Linked DNA regions of Homo sapiens: region 1 is linked to region 2. The links are chromatin loops, found by intact Hi-C in ENCODE. Cell type or tissue: CD14-positive monocyte. All regions are shown on one strand. Each heading gives the region's core, and the rest is flanking DNA. Links, peaks and the distances in the headings are about the cores only.

Region 1 (9,758 bases), core at 992-8,991, 360 kb before region 2:
TCCAAAAAATCAGGAGAGTGAAAGATAACAGCCAAGTCCCCAAGCAGGCCAGTTTTAGCCTGCATGATAAGGAAACCCCTGTCCTTTAACCTTTACAAGGAAAGTAATTTTGAAATGGCCAATACACTTTTTCTTCTCTGTTTCTGCAGTCTCTGCCCTTTCTGTCTATAAAACCAACCTCTTTTGCTCGACTCATCAGAATACTCATTCTGTCTCTTATAATTCGATGTTGCCCAATTCTAAAATCACAAATAATAACCAGTTAAGATCTTTAAGCAGGCTGGGCACAGTGGCTCATGCCTGTAATCCCAGCACTTTGGGAGGCCAAGGCAGGTGGATCACTTGAGGTCAGTAGTTCGAGACCAGCCTGGCCAACATGTATCTTTTGTAAAGACATAAAAATTAGCCAGGCATGATGGTGCATACTTGTAATCCCAGCTATTTGGGAGGCTGAGGTGGGAGGGAATCTATAAGCAAATTTGTTGTGATTTTGTCTTTTGACAGTTCAAGGACTGAACACTTTCTCTTTTTTTTTTTTTTGAGACAGAGTCTTGCTCTGTCACCAGGCTGGAGTGCAGTGGGGCAATCTTGGCTTACTGCAACCTCCACCTCCCGGGTTCAAGCAATTATCTTGCCTCAGCCTCCCGAGGGGCTGGGATTACAGGCACCTGCCACCACGCCTGGCTAATTTTTGTATTTTTATTAGAGGTGGGGTTTCACCATGTTGGCCATGCTGGTCTCGAAATCCTGACCTCATGATCTGCCTGCCTCAGCCTCCCAAAGTGCTGGGATTACAGTCATGAGCCAACACGCCTGGCCGGACTAAGCACTTTCACCTTTATTCTTTTCTGTCTCCAAACTCATCCACAATCTCACCCAGCTTGGACTCACCCCTGGCAGTTCATCTCCACCCTGACCTTGCTTTAGCAATGATCTTTCATTTCATTCATCCCTTCTTTTGGGGCCTTTCCATGACTCTAGACTCTGAGGGTATACAATAGTGAGCAATGCAGACTCAGATCCTGCCCAGAACATTCCCTAACACACAGTAGGTGTTCATTAAAAGCTTTTAGAATGAATAAGAATAGTTGTTTTTTTAAGACCCTACTAACAAAATAAAAAGTTGACATCCTTAATGCTTGACCCTCCAATTTTGTCTTTGAAGCTTGATGGTTCACAATCTCCAAACTGGTTTACAGCACAAAGTCCCAATGCCAAGGTTCTTTCCCAAATGGGCCTGACCTAATTCCCCAGCCTCATCTCCCTGCTCTCTCCCAGGTTGCTGCACCCAGTTCCGGACACAAGGCATGTTCGCTCAGGCCTCTGCACGTGCTCCTTGTTATTTAAGATCCCGCTCCTGGTCTTATCCATCACGACCTCTGAGAAGATGTCCTGGAAACCCAGACAGAGCTTTGTCCCTGTGTCTGCTGCAGATTTAGGTGAATGTTGGTGCAAGTGCATTCGCCAAATAGCAGTAGTACTTTCCGAGAGTCCAGCCAGGGGCTGGATGCTGATGCTTAGCTGACATTGCTGCTCCAAGCCGCCAGAGGGCGCATGGAAAACACCAATCTGACTTGCAGGGTGAAAACCCTACAGGAGCTCCCAGTTTCTCGTATAATTAACAGTTAAGGTGCCACTGTTCTTGTTTTGTTTGTTTGTTTTGAGGCAGGGTCTTGCTCTGTCACCCAGGCTGGAGTGCGGTGGCGCAATCTCGGCTCTCTGCAGCCTCGTCATCCTGGGCTCAAGTGAACCTCCCACCTTTTGACACAGAAAAGTTGGCTTATCAGTGGTTCATTTTGTTAACCCATGTTCATGAGTTTCTTGTGATGTGCTAATTTACTGCTGATATTTAGGATAGTCCTGTTGATCCTAATAAATTCCTAATTGTTGTTCTTGTTTCATCGGTTCACCGTGAACCAGTGGATGTTGTCTCACTCTTATCCCTGATGCACACTGGCACTTTTATATGAAGTGCCCTTGATGACACTAGTGATGATGGTTGTCACTAGAGTGGTACTTGCATTCTGGATTATCTTACTGCACTTTAGCTTGCTAGGTGAGCACTCAAACTCCCTAGTAGCTGAGACCACAGGTGCGTACCACTCAGCTAATTTTTGTATTTTAGCAGAGATGGGGTCTCGCTATATTGCCCAAGCTGGGCAGACTCATGGGCTCAAGTGATCCTCCCATCTCAGCCTCGCATAGTGCTGGGATTACAGGCATGAGCCACCGCGCCCCACCAAGATGCCACTGTTTTTTGTTTGTTTTTCTGGGGCTTGGGGGGCTTTTTTGTTTTGTTTTTTTGTTGTGGGGGGAGTTCGAGACAGAGTATCACTCTGTTGCCCAGGCAGGAGTGCAGCGGCATGGTCTCGGCTCACTGCAACCTCCGCCTCCTGGGTTCAAGCGATTCTCCTGCCTCAGCCTCTTGAGTAGCTGGGATTAGTCAGGCCCGCCACCAGGCCTGACTAATTTTTTTTGTATTTTTAGTAGAGATGGGTTTTCACCATGTTGGCCAGGCTGGTCTCAAACTCCTGACTTCAAGAGATCTGCCTGCCTTGGCCTCCCAAAGTGCTGGGATTACAGGCGTGAGCCACCGCGCCTGGCCAATGCCACTGTTTTTGAGGTGGGAGGCTGGACTCACCTCCAGAGGTGGGACTTGGGTATGGGACCAAATTGAGGACTAGCTAAGCAGTTTCCCATAATACACGCCCACCAGTATGCCACGTCAGTTTACCGTTGCCATGGCAACACCTGGGAGTTACTGCCCCTTTCCATGCCAATAACCCCACAAGCCAAAAGTCATTACCCCTTCCCTAGAAATTTCTGCATAAACCGCGCCTTAATCTACATGTAATTAAAAGTAAGTATCGGGCTGAGCACACTGGCTCACGCCTGTAATCCCAGCATTTTGGGAGGCCAAAGCTGGCGGATCATCTGAGTGAAGAGTTTGAGACTAGCTTGGCCGACATTGTGAAACCCCATCTCTACTAACAATACAATAATTAGCCAGGCGTGGTGACGCCCGCCTGTAATCCCAGCTACTCAGGAGGCTGAAGTAGGAGAATTACTTGAACCCAGGAGGCGGAGGTTGCAGTGAGCCGAGATGGCGCCACTGACAGCACTCCAGCCTGGGTGATAGAGAGAGACTGTTGTCTAAAAAAAAAAAAAAAAAAAAAAAAAAAAAGGAGTCTATTTACAAGGGTGGAGGCAGTGGGTAGAAAGATACAGGCAGCCCAAGGCAACCGTACATCAAGAAGGGAGTTGGGGAAATAAATACCCACCCTCCAGTTTCTTGCCAGTGTCTCCCCATTGGGCAAACCGATGCAGAAAGCTAGAGGTTCAGAAAGCTCATTGTGGTTCATGCTGATCCCAAGGTATGGTCAGACTCCCAGGAGTATGGCGGGGAGAGGTGGAGAGTGGACCTGAAGAGGCAAACAAAAAATATCCAGCATAGTCCGGGCACAGCAGCTCACACCTGTAATTCCAGCACTTTGGGAAGCTGAGGTGTGAAGATCACTTGAGGCCAAGAGTTCGAGACCAGCCTGGACAACATAATGAGACTCATCTCTACAAAAAAAAAATTTTTTTTTAATTAGCCTGGCATGGTGGCATGCACCTGTAATTCCAGTTATTTCCAAGGCTGAGGAGGGAGGATGGCTTGAGCCTAGGAGTTTGAGGCTGCAGTGAGCTATGATTGTACCACTGCACTACAGCCTGGGCAACAGAGTGAGACCCTGTCTCAAAAAAAAAAGGGAAGAAAAGAAAAAAGAAAAACATCCAGCATAGTGTTCTATTTGTATTGTTATTGTATTTCTTATTGTGGCCTATGAGGCCCTTCAAGGTTTAGGCCTAACCTCTGCCTCCTCTTCCCACCCCACCCACTACATTCCTCTCTGAAACCCAGGGACTGACTGGGAAGGGATGGGAGACAACCTTCTGGAGTGATGGTGATGTTCTGATTCAAGATAAGGATTTTGGCGGCACGGGCCTGCACATTTGTCAGAATTCCTCTAACAATGTGCTTAAGTTTTGTGCATTTCAGCATATGTAAATTTTACCTGAAGAGGAGAAACTAAATAAATATGCTTTTCAACTTACTTTGAAATGCATTGAAAAGGCAAGAAGGAGTGATGGATAGATGGATGGAAAGGTGGGTAAATACTTGATAAAGCAAGTTGAGTAAGATGTTAATTAATTTAGAATCTAGGTGATGGGGCCAGGCACGGTGGCTCATGCCTGTAATCCCAGCACTTTGGGAGGCCAAGGCAGGCAGATGGCTTGAGTACAGGAGTTCGAGACCAGCCTGGGCAACAGGGCGAAATCCTATCTATCTCTACAAAAAAAAAATTAGCCAGGCGTGGTGGCACATGCCCCTAGTCCCAACTACTCAGGAGGCTGAGGTGGGAGGATCACCTGAGCCACAGAAGTCGAGGCTGAAGTGAGCCAAGATTGCACCACTACACTCCAGGCTGGGCTATGGGAGTGAGACCCTGTGTCCAAAGATAAAATAAAAATAGAGCTGGGCACGGTGGCTCACCCCTGTAATCCCAGCATTTTGGGAGGCCAAGGCGGATGAATCACTTGAGGCCAGGAGTTCAAGACCAGCCTGCCCAACATGGTGAAACCCCATCTCTACTAAAAATACAAAAATTAGCCAGGCGTGGTGGTGGGCACCTGTAATCCCAGCTACTCAGGAGGCTGAGGCAGGAGAATCGCTTGAACCTGGGAGGTGAAGGTTGCAGTGAGCCCAGATCACACCACTGCACTCCAGCCTGGGTGACAAAGTGAGACTCTGTCTCAAAAATAATAATAATAATCATACAAATAGAATCTAGGTGATGGGTATATATGAGTGTTCACTGTAAGATTATTTTAACTTCTCTATGTTTTAAATAATTCATTTTAAACATCTGTGCAAAAGTAAAAATAAAAATTTGGGAAAGTGTTGAGTCAGCAAAGGAATTTGGATTGGATTGATTGGTTGGAGGAACCAAGAAGAAATGAATTGCTCTGGGACTTTCCACAGAAACCACAACCGCTTCCCTGCAGCATAGAGCTGGCCTCCAGGAACAAACTGTGCCAGCTCTCAAGTCTCAGTTCTCCAGAAAGCCTGTCAGGAAAAAAGTGCAGAGAAGAGAAAGAGACAGCACCCTTGCTTCTCAGAAATCCTGTGATGAACAGATCTGCCTAACATCTGAAGTCATGCACTATTCATTCGACAAACTATAATTGAAACCCTCCTCTGTGCCCAGCCCTGAGATGTGTGTGTGGCACTGACAACATAGCCCCAGCCCTTCCCTCAGGAGACTCAAAGTCCAGGGGCAGAGACAGACACATCTTCCAGTGTTATGGTTTGGCTCCATGTCCCCACCCAAATCTCATCTCAAATTGTAATCCCCATGTGTGAGGGAATGACCTGGTGGGAGGTGATTGGATCATGGGGACGGTTTCTCACATGCTGTTTTTGTGCTGATGAGGGAGGTTTCACGAGATCTGTTGGTTTAAAAGTGGCAATTTCCGGCCGGGCGCGGTGGCTCACGCCTGTAATCCCAGCACTTTGGGAGGCCGAGGCGGGCGGATCACGAGGTCAGGAGATCGAGACCATCCCGGCTAAAACGGTGAAACCCCGTCTCTACTAAAAATACAAAAAATTAGCCGGGCGTAGTGGCGGGCGCCTGTAGTCCCAGCTACTTGGGAGGCTGAGGCAGGAGAATGGCGTGAATCCGGGAGGCGGAGCTTGCAGTGAGCCGAGATCCCGCCACTGCACTCCAGCCTGGGCGACAGAGCGAGACTCTGTCTCAAAAAAAAAAAAAAAAAAAAAAAAAAGTGGCAATTTCCTTTGCTCTCTCTCTCTCTCTCTCTGTCTCTCTCTCTCTTTCTCTGCTGCCGCCATGTAAGACATGCCTTACTTCCCATTGACCTTCTGCCATAATTGTAAGTTTCCTGAGTCCTCCTCAGCCATGCAGAATTGTGAGTCAATTAAACCTCTTTTCAGTCCAGGCGCAGTGGCTCAAACCTGTACTCCCAGCACTTTGGGAGGCCAAAGCAGGCAGATCATCTGAGGTCAGGAGTTCAAGACCATCCTGGCCAACATGGTGAAACCCCATCTCTCCTGAAAATGCAAAAATTAGCCAGGTATGGTGGCGGACACCTGTAACCTCAGCTACTTGGGAGGCTGAGGCAGGAGAATTGCTTGAACCCGGGAGGTGGAGGTTACACTGAGCCAACTTCTCTCTACTGCACTCTAGCCTGGACAACAGAGTAAGACCTTATATTAAAAAAAATAATAATAAATAAAGGCCAGGCATGATGGCTCATGTCTGTAATCCCAGCATTTTGGGAGGCCGAGCCAGGCAGATCATGAGGTCAGGAGTTCAAGATCAGCCTGACCAACATGGTGAAACCCTGTCTCTACTAAAAAATACAGAAATTAGCTGGGCATGGTGGCACACGCCTGTAATCCCAGCTACTCAGGAGGCTGAGGCAGGAGAATCACTTGAATCCGGGAGGCGGAGGTTTCAATGAGCCGAGATTGTGCCACTGCACTCCAGCCTGGGCAACAGAGCAAGACTGTGTCTCAAAAAAAATAATAAATTAAAAAAATAAAAACCTCTTTTCTTTATCAATTACCCAGCCTCAGGTAGAATCTTTATAGCAATGTGAGACCAGACCAATACATCCAGATAGCAACAATCCCAAGTGATCAAAACAATAATGGGGGAAGCCCCAAATGAGGCATGTGACCCAGACTGGTGGTCAGGAAAGATACCTGATGGAGAGGACATCCAAGCTAAGTCTTAAAGAAAGAGTAGGTGTCACCAGGTAGAGACGGAAGGACAATGGAAAAGCATTCCAGGCAGAAGGAACAGCAACTGCAAAGGTCTGGGAGTGAGCAGAAGAGTTTGATGCTCAAACTTTTCTGAACTGAACTTTTCTGAACTGAAAAGTTCAGTGTCATTGGAATGTGAAAGGAAGCAGAGGGTAGGGAGGGGTTAAAGGCAAGCATGCAGCAGTCACCAGTTCCTGTGTGGGCTTGTAAGCCATGGTAGGGCATTGGAATCTTACCCTGCGAGTGCTGGGGAGTCACAACAGGGTTATAGTCAGTAGGAGGACTTCACCAGTTTGTAAATGATTCCAATTGCAAAACAAGGGAAGGAGATGAGGGAATGTATCGGTCAGGATTGGCTAAGTTATGCTGCAGTGACAAACAGCTCCAGAATTCAGTGACTCAAAACAACAAAGGTTGGCTGGGTGCAGTGGCTTACGTCTGGAATCCCAGAACTTTCAGAGGCCAAGGAGGGAGAAGTGCTTGAGGCCAGGAGTTCAAGACCAGCCTGAGCAACATAGTGAGATTCCATCTCTTCAAAAAAAACTTTTAAAAATTACCTGGGCACGGTGTGCACACCTGTAGTCCCATCTACTCAGAAGCCTGAGACAGGAGGATCTCTTGAGCCCAGGAGTTCAAGGTTACCATGAGCCGTGATCGCACCACTGCACTCCAGCCTGGGTGACAAAGCAAGAACCCATCTCAAAAGAAAAATAAATAAATTTTAAAAATAAATTTTCTGGCCAGGCACGGTGGTGCATGATTGTAATCCCAGCACTTTGAAAGGCCGAGGTGGGAGAATCTTTTGAGCTCGGAAGCTCGAGACCAGCCTGGGTAACATGGCAAAACCCCATCTCTACAAAAAAAAATACAAAAATTAGCCAGGTATGGTGGAACATGCCTGTAGTCCCAGCTACTCAGGAGGCTGGGGTGGGAGGATTGCTTGAGCCCAGGAGGTGGAGGCTGCAGTGAGCTGTGATCGTACCAGTGTACTCCAGCCTGGGTGACAGAACGAGAACATGTCTCAAAAAAAAATTTTTTTTCTAGCAACCACATTTTTTAATTTAGTTATTTTTGAGACGGAGTCTCGCTCTTGTCACCCAGGCTGGAGTGCAATGGTGCAATCTTGACTCATTGCAATCTCTGCCTCCCAGGTTCAAGCAATTCTCCTGCCTCAGCCTTCCAAGTAGCTGGGATTACAGGTGCACACCACCGCGCCTGGCTAATTTTTGTATTTTAGTAGAGACCGGGTTTCACCATGTTGGGCAGGCTGGTCTCGAACTCCTGACCTCAAGTGATCCAACTGCCTCAGCCTCCCAAAGTGCTGGGATTACAGGTGTGAGCCACCACACCCAGCCATTGCCATTTTATAGATGAGAAAACTGAGGCACAGAAAGATGATGGGGCTTGTCCAAAGTCACGAGCTAGAGCAGGAGCAGGGATTTGAACCCCAGCCATCGGGCTCCTTGCAAGGAGAGCAGAGATGGGTTCCTACATGGTCATTCCTTGGGCTGGGTGAGTGTGAGCCCTTGGTGGTCCAATCCTACTCCCCCCAGAGGTCTCAGTAAAGAGAGAATGCTAGTGATTCTTGAGAATACTGAAGGGAAAACCCACAGTTGGTCCCAAGAACGACGGTGTGGGTGGAAGTGAAGAGATGTGGGAAAAGATTTTCCTCTTTCTTGCCCCAGATTGCCAGGGAGTTGGAAAAATCCCCTTGCACTATGGGCTATAGACTAGTGGCTGTCACTGCTACTGGATTCTTCATCACTGGAAAAGCAGAAAGTTGGGGTGAGTTCCCTGTGAAGTCCCAGACCAGGAGAATGGATGTAGGAGGAGGGCCTCTCTTTGTTCTTGTTTTTTGTTTGTTTGGTTTGGTTTGGTTTTTGTGGGGTTTTTTGTTTTGTTTTGTTTCTGAGACAAGGTCTTGCTCTGTCACCCAGGCTGGAGTGCAATGTCATGATCAGAGCTCACTGCAGCCTCAACCTCCCGGGGATCAAGCGATCCTCCCACCCCAGCCTCCTGAGTAGCTGGGATTACAGGCGCGTGCCACCACACGCCTGGCTAACTTTTGTACTTTTTTTAGAGACGAGGTTTCACCATGTTGTCCAGACTGGTCTAGAACTCCTGGGCTCAAGCTATCCTCCCACCTCGGCCTCCCAAAGTGCTAGAATTACAGGTGTGAGCCACCGTGCCCGGCCAGGAGAGCCTCTCTTCAACAAGCATCTCCAGTGTGCCAGGCTCTGGAAGGAGAACTCTAGTCTCTCATTTTATGACCCTCCCTTTCCAAATGGGGAAACTGAGGCTCAGAGGAGACATGTGACTCATCCAACATCACACAGAGGGGAAGGATGGAAAAGTTTCCTCCCACCCCCATCCCATGGCCACCCAATTCCCTTTCCAGAGGCAATGGTATTTATTGCCTTGTGGGTATTTCTTGACATGTTCTAGGCATATACAAGCATTTACACACAGATTTTTTTTTTTACACAATAGTGGTACACTGTTCTGTATCTTATCTTTCATTTTACTTAACATTATTTTCAAGATCTTTCCACATTAATACAAATAGATGTGCCTGGTTTTATTTATTTTATTTAATTAATTTATTTTTGAGACAGAGTCTCACTCTGTCACCTAGGCTAGAGTGCAGTGGCGTGATCTTGGCTCACTGCAACCTCCACCTCCTGGGTTCAAGCAATTCTCCTGCCTTGCCTCCCAAGTAGCTGGGATTACAGGCACCCACCACCACGCCCAGCTACTTTTTGTATTTTTAGTAGAGAGGGGGTTTCGCCATGTTGGCCAGGATGGTCTTGAACTCCTGACCTCAGGTGATCCACCCGCCTCGGCCTCCCAAAGTGCTGGGATTACAAGCGTGAACCACTGCACCTAGCTCATTTTATTTTTATAATGCCCATAAAGCATCAAACTGTGT
Region 2 (9,758 bases), core at 578-8,577:
TGATCCACCCGCCTCGGCCTCCCAAAGTGCTGGGATTACAGGCGTGAACCACCACACCTGGCCTCTTTTGTTGTTTTCACATGCATTCTTCCTGCAGCATCAATATCTCTTTCTTTCAAATCAGATCTTAATTTTCTTTTACAGTTCAGTAGTATCAAGTGTATTCATGTTTTGTACAATCAATATCCAGAACTTTTCATCTTGCAAAACTGAAACTCTTTACCCATCAAACAACTCCCCTTTCTTCTATCCCTCCTCCCCACACCCCCTGGCAAGCATCATTCTACTTTGTTTCTGTGAATTTGACTACTCTAGATCAGGGATCCCCAACCCCCGGGGCCTGGTACCAGTACCTGTTAGGAACGGGGCCGCACAGCAGGAGGTGAGCGGTGGGTGAGGGAGGGAAGATTCATCTGTATTTACAGCCTCTCCCCATTACTTGTACTACCACCTGAGCTCTGTCTCCTGTCAGATCAGTGGCTTAGATTCTCATAGCAGCGTGAATCCTATTGTGAATTGCGTATGCAAGGGATCTAGGTTATGCATTCCTTATGAGATTATAATGCCTGATGATCTGTCACTGTCTCCCATCACCCCTAGAGGGGACCATCTAGTGGCAGGAAAACAAGCTCAGTGGGCCAAGCGTGGTGGCTCATATCTGTAATCCTAGCACTTTGGGAGGCTGAAGCAGGAGGATCACTTGAGGTCGGGAGTTCAAGATGAGCCTGGTCAACATGGTGAAACCCCATCTCTACTAAAAATATAAAAATTAGCTGGGCATAGTGGGCACGCCTGTAATCCCAGCTACTCAGGAGGCTGAGGCAAGAGAATCCTTGAACACGGAAGGCGGAGCTTGTGGTGAGCTGAGATCACACCACTGCAGTCCAGCCTGGGCGACACAGCAAGACACCGTCTCAACAAAACAAAACAAAACAAAACAAAACAAACCCAACAAGCTCAGGGCTCTCACTGATTCTACATTATGGTGAGTTATATAATTATTTCATCATATATTACAATGTAATAATAATAGAAATAAAACGCACAATAAATGTAATGCTCTTGAATCATCTGAAACCATCCCCCACTCCCCAGGTCCATGGAAAAATTGTCTTCCACACAATCAGTCTCTGGTGCTCAAAAGGTTGAGGACCGCTGCTCTAGATAACTCATATAAGTGAAGTCATATAGTACTTGTCCTTTAGTGACTGGCTTATTTCACTTAGCATAATGTCCCGAAGGTATAACCATGTTGTATGTAGCATGTGTCAGAATTTCCTTCCTTTTAAAGGCTGAACAATATCCCATTGTGTGGATACACCGCATTCTATTTATTCATTCATCCTTCCATCAATGGACACTGGGGTTGTTTCGCCTCTGGGCTATTGTGAGTAATGCTGTTATGAATATGGCTGTACAAATATCTGTTTGGGACCCTGCTTTGAATTTTTTTGGTTATTATATCAAATCATTTTGAATGTTGCACGCTCTTGTGGAAGTGCCCCTCACCTCATTTTCTTTCTTTTCTTTTCTTTTCTTTTTCTTTTTTTTTTTTGGCAGAGTTTCGCTCTTGTTACCCAGGCTGGAGTGCAATGGTGTGATCTCAGCTCACTGCAACCTCCGTGTCCCAGGTTCAAGCGATTCTCCTGCCTCAGCCTCCTGAGTAGTAGCTGAATTTACAGGCGCCTGCCACCACGCCCAGCTAATTTTTGTGTTTTTAGTAGAGATGGGGTTTCACCATTTTGGCCAGGCTGGTCTCGAACTCCTGATCTCAGGTGATCCGCCTGCCTCGGCCTCCCAGAGTTGGGATTACAGGTGTGAGCCACCGCGCCTGGCCCACCTTCTAATTTTCAAATAATTTGTGATAGCTGTGCTCACCTGTGTTGTTGCAGGCTAGGCTCTCCTGGGAGGCAGATTGTGAGGCTGAGATTAGCATGCAGGACCTTGGGATCAATAGCTGCATAAAGGAGGCAAAGGAAACTGGATTTTGAGCAGAGGGTGAGATTGGGTCCTGATTCAGTCAATCCAAGGGTTCAGTGCACCCCAGGGGGAGGTCTGGCACTGGGCTTCTGGGTTCTGATCAGCTGAGGCAATGCCCAAGGGGCTGACATCAGAAGCAGCTGTCAGAGTCCTTCATTCCTAAAGAGATCTTGGTGGCAAATCACAGCATCCACCACATTCTACTCATTTCTTTGTTTTAGTGTATTTTTCTCCATCTCCAGTGTATTTTTTCCACCTCTTTGAAATAAACATTAATTACAGAATCCTTTGAGATTAAACAAAGTTACCTGATCTGGTCATTTATTCCTCAGTTGAAAAAATTGATGTGAAACTACTTTTCTGTCTACCGTTACTGTCTTTTGGAAGTTAAATGCTCTTTTTTTTGAGACAGAGTCTCACTCTGTTGCCTAGGCTGGAGTGCAGTGGCGTGATCTTGACTCACCACTGCCTCCCAGGTTCAAGTGATTCTTATGTCTCAGCCTCCGGAGAGGCTGGGATTACAGGTGTCTGCCACCACGCCTGGCTAATTTTTGTATATTTAGTAGAGACGGGGTTTCACCATGTTGGCCAGGCTGGTCTCGAACTCCTGACCCCAACTGATCCACTGGCCTCAGCCTCCCAAAGCATTGAGGTTACAGGCGTGAGCCACTGCACCCAGCCTAACTGCTCTTATTTAAGGTGAATAATTTTTAAGAGTTTAAATTTAAGGGTTTAATATTTAAATATTCACATCTAAAGAGTTTAATATTTAAATTAGGTGGCTGGGTACCTGGATTGACGAAAAGAACATGTAATTAAAGGGTTCGTTTATTCTCCATTTTTCCTGTCTTCCAGTTATTTCTTGAATTTTCTTTTCTTGGCTTACCCAAAAGTGGAAGGAGTAAATTCATGGTCTGTTCTGCTCAATAATTAATGGATCTGTGCTACATTCTGCCAAAATAGCAGCTGTGGAAATTTTTTCCCCTTGCAACTTTGTTTTTCTCAAAAATTCATTCAATGATCCACTTTGTTTCATAATAGCTTTCCATTTTCTGGTCCTGATTATTTTTTGTCCTTGATAGACATCGAATAAGGTTAATATTTTATCTTAGAATTTTAGCATCTTACAATACTATGTAGGCAACAAATCATTAAATTTTCATAAGTTTATTTTTATACTGATGAAATTTCTAAAGCAATAATAAGCAACTACTATAATAGTATAATTAACAGACTTGCATAATACTCTTTAATTTCAACCCACACACATTCTTTGTGGATGATTAATGGTAACCGGATATTAGTTTGTTGTGTTATTGTTGTTGTTGTTTTGAGACAAGAGTCTTGCCCTGTCACCCAGGCTGGAGTGCAACGGCGTGGTCTCGGCTCACTGCAACCTCCACCTCCCGGGTTCAAGTGATTCTCCTGCCTCAGCCTCCCGAGTAGCTGGGATTACAGGCGCCCGCCACTACACCCGGCTAATTTTTGCATTTTTAGTAGAGACTTGGTTTCACCACGTTGGCAGGCTGGTCTCGAACTCCTGACCTCGTGATCTGCCCACCTCAGCCTCCCAAAGTGCTGGGATTACATGTGTGAGCCACTGCACCTGACCGGATATTATTATACAGTGATTTGTGCCAAGTGAAAGGACTTGTAGATTTATTTATTTATTTAAGACAGAGCTTCGTTCTTGTCACCCAGGCTGGAGTGCAATGGCGAAATCTTGGCTCACTGCAACCTTCGCCTCCCGGGTTCAAGCGATTCTCCTGCCTCAGCCTCTGTAACTGGGATTACAGGCGACTGCCACCACGCCCGGCTCATTCACTGGGCTAATTTTTGGTATTTTTAGTAGAGACAGGGTTTCACCATGTTGGTCACTCTGGTTTTCAACTCCTGACCTCAGGTGATCCACCCGCCTTGGCCTCCCAAAGTGCTGGGATTACAGGCGTGAGCCACTGTGCCTGGCCAGGACTTGTAGATTTAAACATAGAATTCAACAATTCCAGTCTGGTAGAGTAAATAATTAGATGAAAATATGAACTGCAATATGAAATACTGAATACAGACAATGTGCTGGCACCATTAGGGACTTTAACAAAATGTTCTGCATATCAGGTGGAAGAGCAGCTCATTGTTTAGAAGCACAGACTATTTTAAATGACATAAAATCAACACGTCTTTCCATTTCAAAACCAATGTCTCCTTAGTATATGGAAGTAGAATGGTAGCTACCAACCCTCTTGGAACAAGACACTTTACTGCCATCTGCTGGAACATAGTTGCAATAAATTGTAAATCACTTTTGCAACCGTCAATAGCATGCACAATACATAATAATTTTCAAAAAGTTGTTTTCAAAATAGTAAAGATGTCTGTGATATGAATAGCACCTCCTTAGGTGTAGTGTTCTTGTGCAGTGCCCAACATGAACAACTGCACATGGTGACAGTAGAATCATGGCATCTGCAAAACAAAATCCATTTTACTTTTTCCTCTCCAATCTTTATGCCTTTTTTTTCTTTTTCTTGCCTTATTGTATAGGCTAGAACTCCCAGTACATGATTGAATAGAATTAATGAGAGTAAACATGCTTGTCTTGCTACTGATGTTATATAGTCGTGTGTTTTTTTTAGACAGGGTCTTTCTCTGTTACCCAGGCTGGAGTGCGCTGGCATCATCATGGGTCACTGCAGCTTCAACTTGCTGGGCTCAAGTGATCCTCCCTCCTCAGCCTCTTGAGTAGCTGGGACCACAGTTGCATGCCACTGTGCCTGGCTAATTTTGCTAGTTTCTACCCTTCCCTTCCGTTCCCTCCCCTCCCCTCCCCTCCCTTCCCCTCCCCTCCCCTCCCCTCCCTTCCCCTCCTCTCCCCTTTCTTTCCCTTCCCTTCCTTTCTTTCCGTTTTTCTTTCTTTCTTTCTTTTTTTTGGACAGAGTCTCGCTCTGTTGCCCAGGCTGGAATGCAGCGATCTTGGCTCACTGCAACCTCTGCCTCCTGGGTTCAAGTGATTCTCCTGCCTCAGCTTCCCAAGTAAGCTGGGATTACAGGGGCCTGCCACCACGCCTGGCTAATTCTTTGTACTTTTAGTAGAGATGCGGTTTCACCACGTTGGCCAGGCTGGTCTTGAACTCCTGACCTTAGGTGATTCACCTGCCTCGGCCTCCCAAAGGACTGGGATTACAGGCGTGAGCCACTGCGCCCAGCCTAACAGAAAAATATTTTTTAAATAATAGTAAATATATACCAGACCACCCACAGCGTGATCAAACACCTTTCTTTGGCAGCATTTGTGTAGTTTCTAATACAGCTTTAAAATATGTTCATAAAGAATTATTAAATATCCTTTGTATTTATATTTTATTTAGAGCCTGGAGAAGGCTCTAAATAAAAGGTGAGAGGTGAATATTTTGAGTTAACTTGATATAAGCAAGGTTTCACAGATTAACTTTGAAATATAGGATGACATGGGGCTGGGTGCCATGGCTTATGCCTGTAATCCCAGCATTTGGGAGGTTGAGGCAGGATGACTATGACAGCTTGAGCCCAGGAGATTGAGGGAAAAAAAAATGGATAACATGGAATAGTTGAGAAACGTGACATCATGAAAATAAAGGTGATTTTTCTAAATTTTATTGCAAACAAATTTAAAGGTATGAAAGTGTTGAAAAATTAGCTCATCAGCTGGGCACGGTGGCTCACGCCTGTAATCCCAGCACTTTGGGAGGCCAAGGCGGGCAGATCACCTGAGGTCAGGAGTTCAAGACCAGACTGGCCAACAGGGCGAAACTCTGTCTCTACTAAAAATACAAAAATTAGCCTGATGTGGTGGTGGGCACCTATAATCCCAGCTACCTGGGAGGCAAAGGCAGGAGAATGGCTTGGACCTGGAAGGCGGAGGTTGCAGTGAGCAGAGATCACGCCACTGCCCTCTAGCCTGGGTGACAAAGGGAGAAAGAAAGAAAGAAAGAAAGAAGGAAAGAGAGAAAGAAAGAGGGAAGGAGAGAGGGAGGGAGGAAGGAAGGAAGGGAGGGAGGGAGGGAGGAAGGCAGGCAGGAAGACTCATTGATCATCCATATAGCAATTATGTGGATCAAAATTGTCAACATTTGCCATATTTGCTTATTCTATCTCTATCTTCTGTGTCAGCCTCTGGTGCATAGGAAACCACAAGCAAAATGTAGGGGCTTAAAACATCAAGCATTTTACCCCTCTCCAAATCCTGTGTGTCTCTTGGGTTGTTCTTCTGATATGGGCTGGCTTGACTGATTTCTGCTGGGCTCTGTCATGTGCTTGTGGTCAGCTGGAGGGTTGGGTGGTGGCTGGATGACCCAGAATGGTCTCACTCACAAGACTGGCTGTCAGGCAGGCCTCAGTTCTCCTCCAAATGGCTAGCTTGAACTTTATCACATGGGAGTTGCAACGTTCCAAAGGGGAGCAAAAAAGAGCAACCCCTAATAAGCAGGTGCTTTTCATGCCTTTGCTTATGTTATGTTTGCTAATGTCCCATGTCCCATTGGCCACAGCAAGTCACCAGGGTATCCCAGAGTCAGTGCAGAAGGACACTAACAAAAGGTGTGGATAGAGGGAGGGGAATGATTTGTGGTTATTTTTTCTATCTATCTATCTATCTATCTATCTATCTATCTATCTATCAATCTATCATCTATCTATCCATCCATCCAGCTATCTATCATCATTATCATCTTTATCATCTATTATTTGTCTATTACTGTTGAACCATTAAAAGCAAGTTGCAGACATCTTTTGCTTCACTCCTAAATATAAATTCTGGCATAGGCAAGGGTCTTTCTCCAATTCAATTCTTCCCTTCCCTTCTTTTCAGACTATTTTTAAAGGGCTAAATAACTTGAAACTTGATCGTTCATCTCACATTCACACAATAATTGTGACAGTGATAAAGAACATGCAGGGAAGACCTACAAGGCCAACTAATTAAAATATTTAAAAACATTCATTTTTACCCACAAGGAAATCGTAGGTTTGAGCCACAACATTTAACCAGATTTCTTGGAGCTCAAAGGCAGTTCTGCAGTCAAATTTATACTCTTTTAACTACACGCAAATTAAGGGACAGATGATGCAGACATTTCTAGGAAAAGAGTGGTAACTTCTAGGTCATCACCATGGAAATGGGTGGTAACTTCCGGGTATTGCCATGGCAATGGTAAACTGACATGGCACACTGGCGGGAGTGTCTTATGGAAAGCTGCTTCCACCCAGGCCCTGTTTTAGCTGGTCCTCAATTAGGTCTGGTGTCTGAGCCCCACCTCCGGAATCAAGTCCCACCTCCGACCTCATAAAGATATTAAGGACACTGTAAGAATAAATTCCTGCCCCATTCAGGAGATGTCTTGTGTAATTACGTTACTATGAGGTAGCTGGCTGGTCTCCTTGAGAAGCAGTTGCATATCAAGTGCTCAGGATCAGCCTCTGCTGCTAGCAGATTGGGTACTCAGTAGCGGCGGTAACTTGATTAGTTTCAGTGAAAGGTAGCCCCTGCATGGTGCCCTCCCACAGTAATGAGTTTATGCAAGATCTGGTTGTTAAAAAGTCTGGGAACTCCACCGTCTCTCTCTCGCTCTCTCTCTTGCCATGTGACACACCTGTTCCCCCTTCGTCTTCCACCATGATTGTAAGCTTCCTGAGGCCTCACCAGAAGCAGATGCTGGCACTATGCTTTTTGTACAGTCTGCAGAACTGTGAGCCAAATAACCTTCTTTCCTTATAAATTACCTAGACTCCGGCATTCCCTTATTGCAATGCCAAACAGACTAACACACAGGCATAGCTTTCACCCTTGCCACCATGGCCACTCTGTTCATGAGACCATTGAACCAGCATGGGGCTGGCTGAGGAGATGGACTGACTTACTTTCATGGGATGGATCATCCCTGTTGTTAAGAGCTTTCTTTGTGGGGATTATTGTTGTATTTATTTGTGTATTTATGTATTTATTTATTGAGACGCTGTTTCATTCTGTTGCCCAGGCTGGAGCGCAGTGGTGCAATCTTGGCTCATTGCAACCTCTGCCTCCCGGGTTCAAGTGATTCTCCTGCCTCAGCCTCTTGAGTAGGTGGGATTACAAGTGCACACCACCAAGCCCGGCTAATTTTTGTATTTTTAGCAGAGATGGGGTTTCACCATGTTGGCCAGGCTGGTCTCGAACTCCTGACCTCAAGTGATTTGCCTGCAACGGCCTCCCAAAGTGCTGGGATTACAGGCATGAGCCACTGTGCCCAACCAAGGATTATTTTTAGTAGGAATTAGGATGAGACACATATATGCATGCATTTTGTATGTACGCCCATAAATGTATCCACATACTTCTTCCTAGACCTACTTGCCCCTGAGCTTCCAGTCTCATTCCTTACAAGATCCTGACCAAACAGAAAGCCATGGGCCATTTCCCAGGAGCCCATGTATATCTGCACATTGGGCCACATCTCACTCCAATTTAAGTGAAGGGGCCAGGTGTGGTGGCTCAGCCTGTAATCCCAGCACTTTATGAGTCTCAGGCGGGACGATGGCTTGAGCCCAGGAGTTCAAAATCAATCTGGGCAACATAGGGAGACCCCATCTCTACAAAACATTCAAAACAAATTAGCAGGTGTAGTGGTGCACACCTGTAGTCCTAGCTACTGGGGAGGCTGAAATGAAAAAATCACTTGAACCCAAGAGATTGAGGCTGCAGTGTGCTATGATCCTGCCACTGCACTCCAGCCTGGGTAACAGAGAAAGACCTGTCTCTAAAACAAACAAACAAACAAATGAAGTGAAGATCTCCAATCACAGCTCTGTACACCAGGATTTACCTTCACCACTGCCTGTAGGACCCACCTCTGAGTAGTGGTCCCGTAATATGATAATTTAGGTTCAGCTTCCAAAATACATCAGTCACACTGATCCATCTGTGAGCCAGACCTTTTCTTCCTTAATATTCTACAGGAAAATCTTCATATGATGTCATGAATGTGAATTAAAGGAACAACATAGCTGCAACCAAGGTCAGTGACATGAGAGTCTGAGCTGTCTGTGTGTGTAACTCTTTTGTGCCATCTAGATCTCTTACAATGAATTAATACTGTGCCCAAATCGCACTATGACTTAGTGGGTTAGATACCCAACTCATGACAGGTAGTTTTAGTCATATAGATACTTGATGTCCCATGGTCAAAATCACAGACTCTATTAGTACTCAGCAGCTGGTTTTCAAATTGAAAGCACTTATATGCTGCATAATAAATGGACTTACTTCAGAACCTTACGGGCTGTAATTTTGCTTTTGTATCTTGCCAGAGACTCCACATAACAGCTTCAACCATTATGGATAGAGGTGACACCATCAAAGTTGCTGATTCATGTGGCTCAGGGACAGGGAGATTGCATCGCAGGCTTTACCTGCTGTAGAGCTCTCACCTGCTTTGAAACTCAGCAGCCTTCAAGTTTATCTGAAAAATGAGTCAGAACAAAATTCCAGGCCAGTCATGATGGGTCACGCCTGTAATCTCAGCACTTTGGGAGGCCGAAAGTGGGGGGATTGTTTGAGGCCAGGAGTTTGAGGCCAGCCTGGGCAATATAGTGAGAACCTATTTCTAAAAAAAAAAAGAAAGAAAGAAAAAGGAGTTTGAGACCAGCATGGGCAACACACGGAGACCCCGTCTCCACAAAAAATTTAAAAACTAGCTGTGCACGGTGGCATGTGCCTGTAGTCCCAGTTACTCGGGAGGCTGAGGTGGGAGGATCTACTTGAGCCAGGG

Evidence for each region. Hi-C counts contacts between places; a loop is a spot of excess contacts. Peaks named below come from ENCODE experiments on the same cell type or tissue, not always from the same donor. Only the 100,000 strongest peaks of a DNase experiment are listed, where the experiment ranks them.
Region 1: it touches region 2 in a loop (2.8-fold over the local background); 6 of 110 quality-filtered maps call a loop at or near these places.

The regions. Positions count from the first base shown.
Region 1 is chr19:43,445,661-43,455,418 of GRCh38, forward strand. No RefSeq gene overlaps it. Among named protein-coding and RNA genes, the nearest start is that of LYPD3, 15 kb to the right of the region's middle. In CD14-positive monocyte, for the core only: CTCF peaks have their summits at 1,532 (motif pointing right) and 1,732; DNase peaks (open chromatin) are centred at 1,551 and 5,031.
Region 2 is chr19:43,805,745-43,815,502 of GRCh38, forward strand. It overlaps a transcript of LYPD5 not described here. Among named protein-coding and RNA genes, the nearest start is that of LYPD5, 8.2 kb to the left of the region's middle. In CD14-positive monocyte, for the core only: CTCF peaks have their summits at 4,250 (motif pointing left) and 4,451; a DNase peak (open chromatin) is centred at 4,237.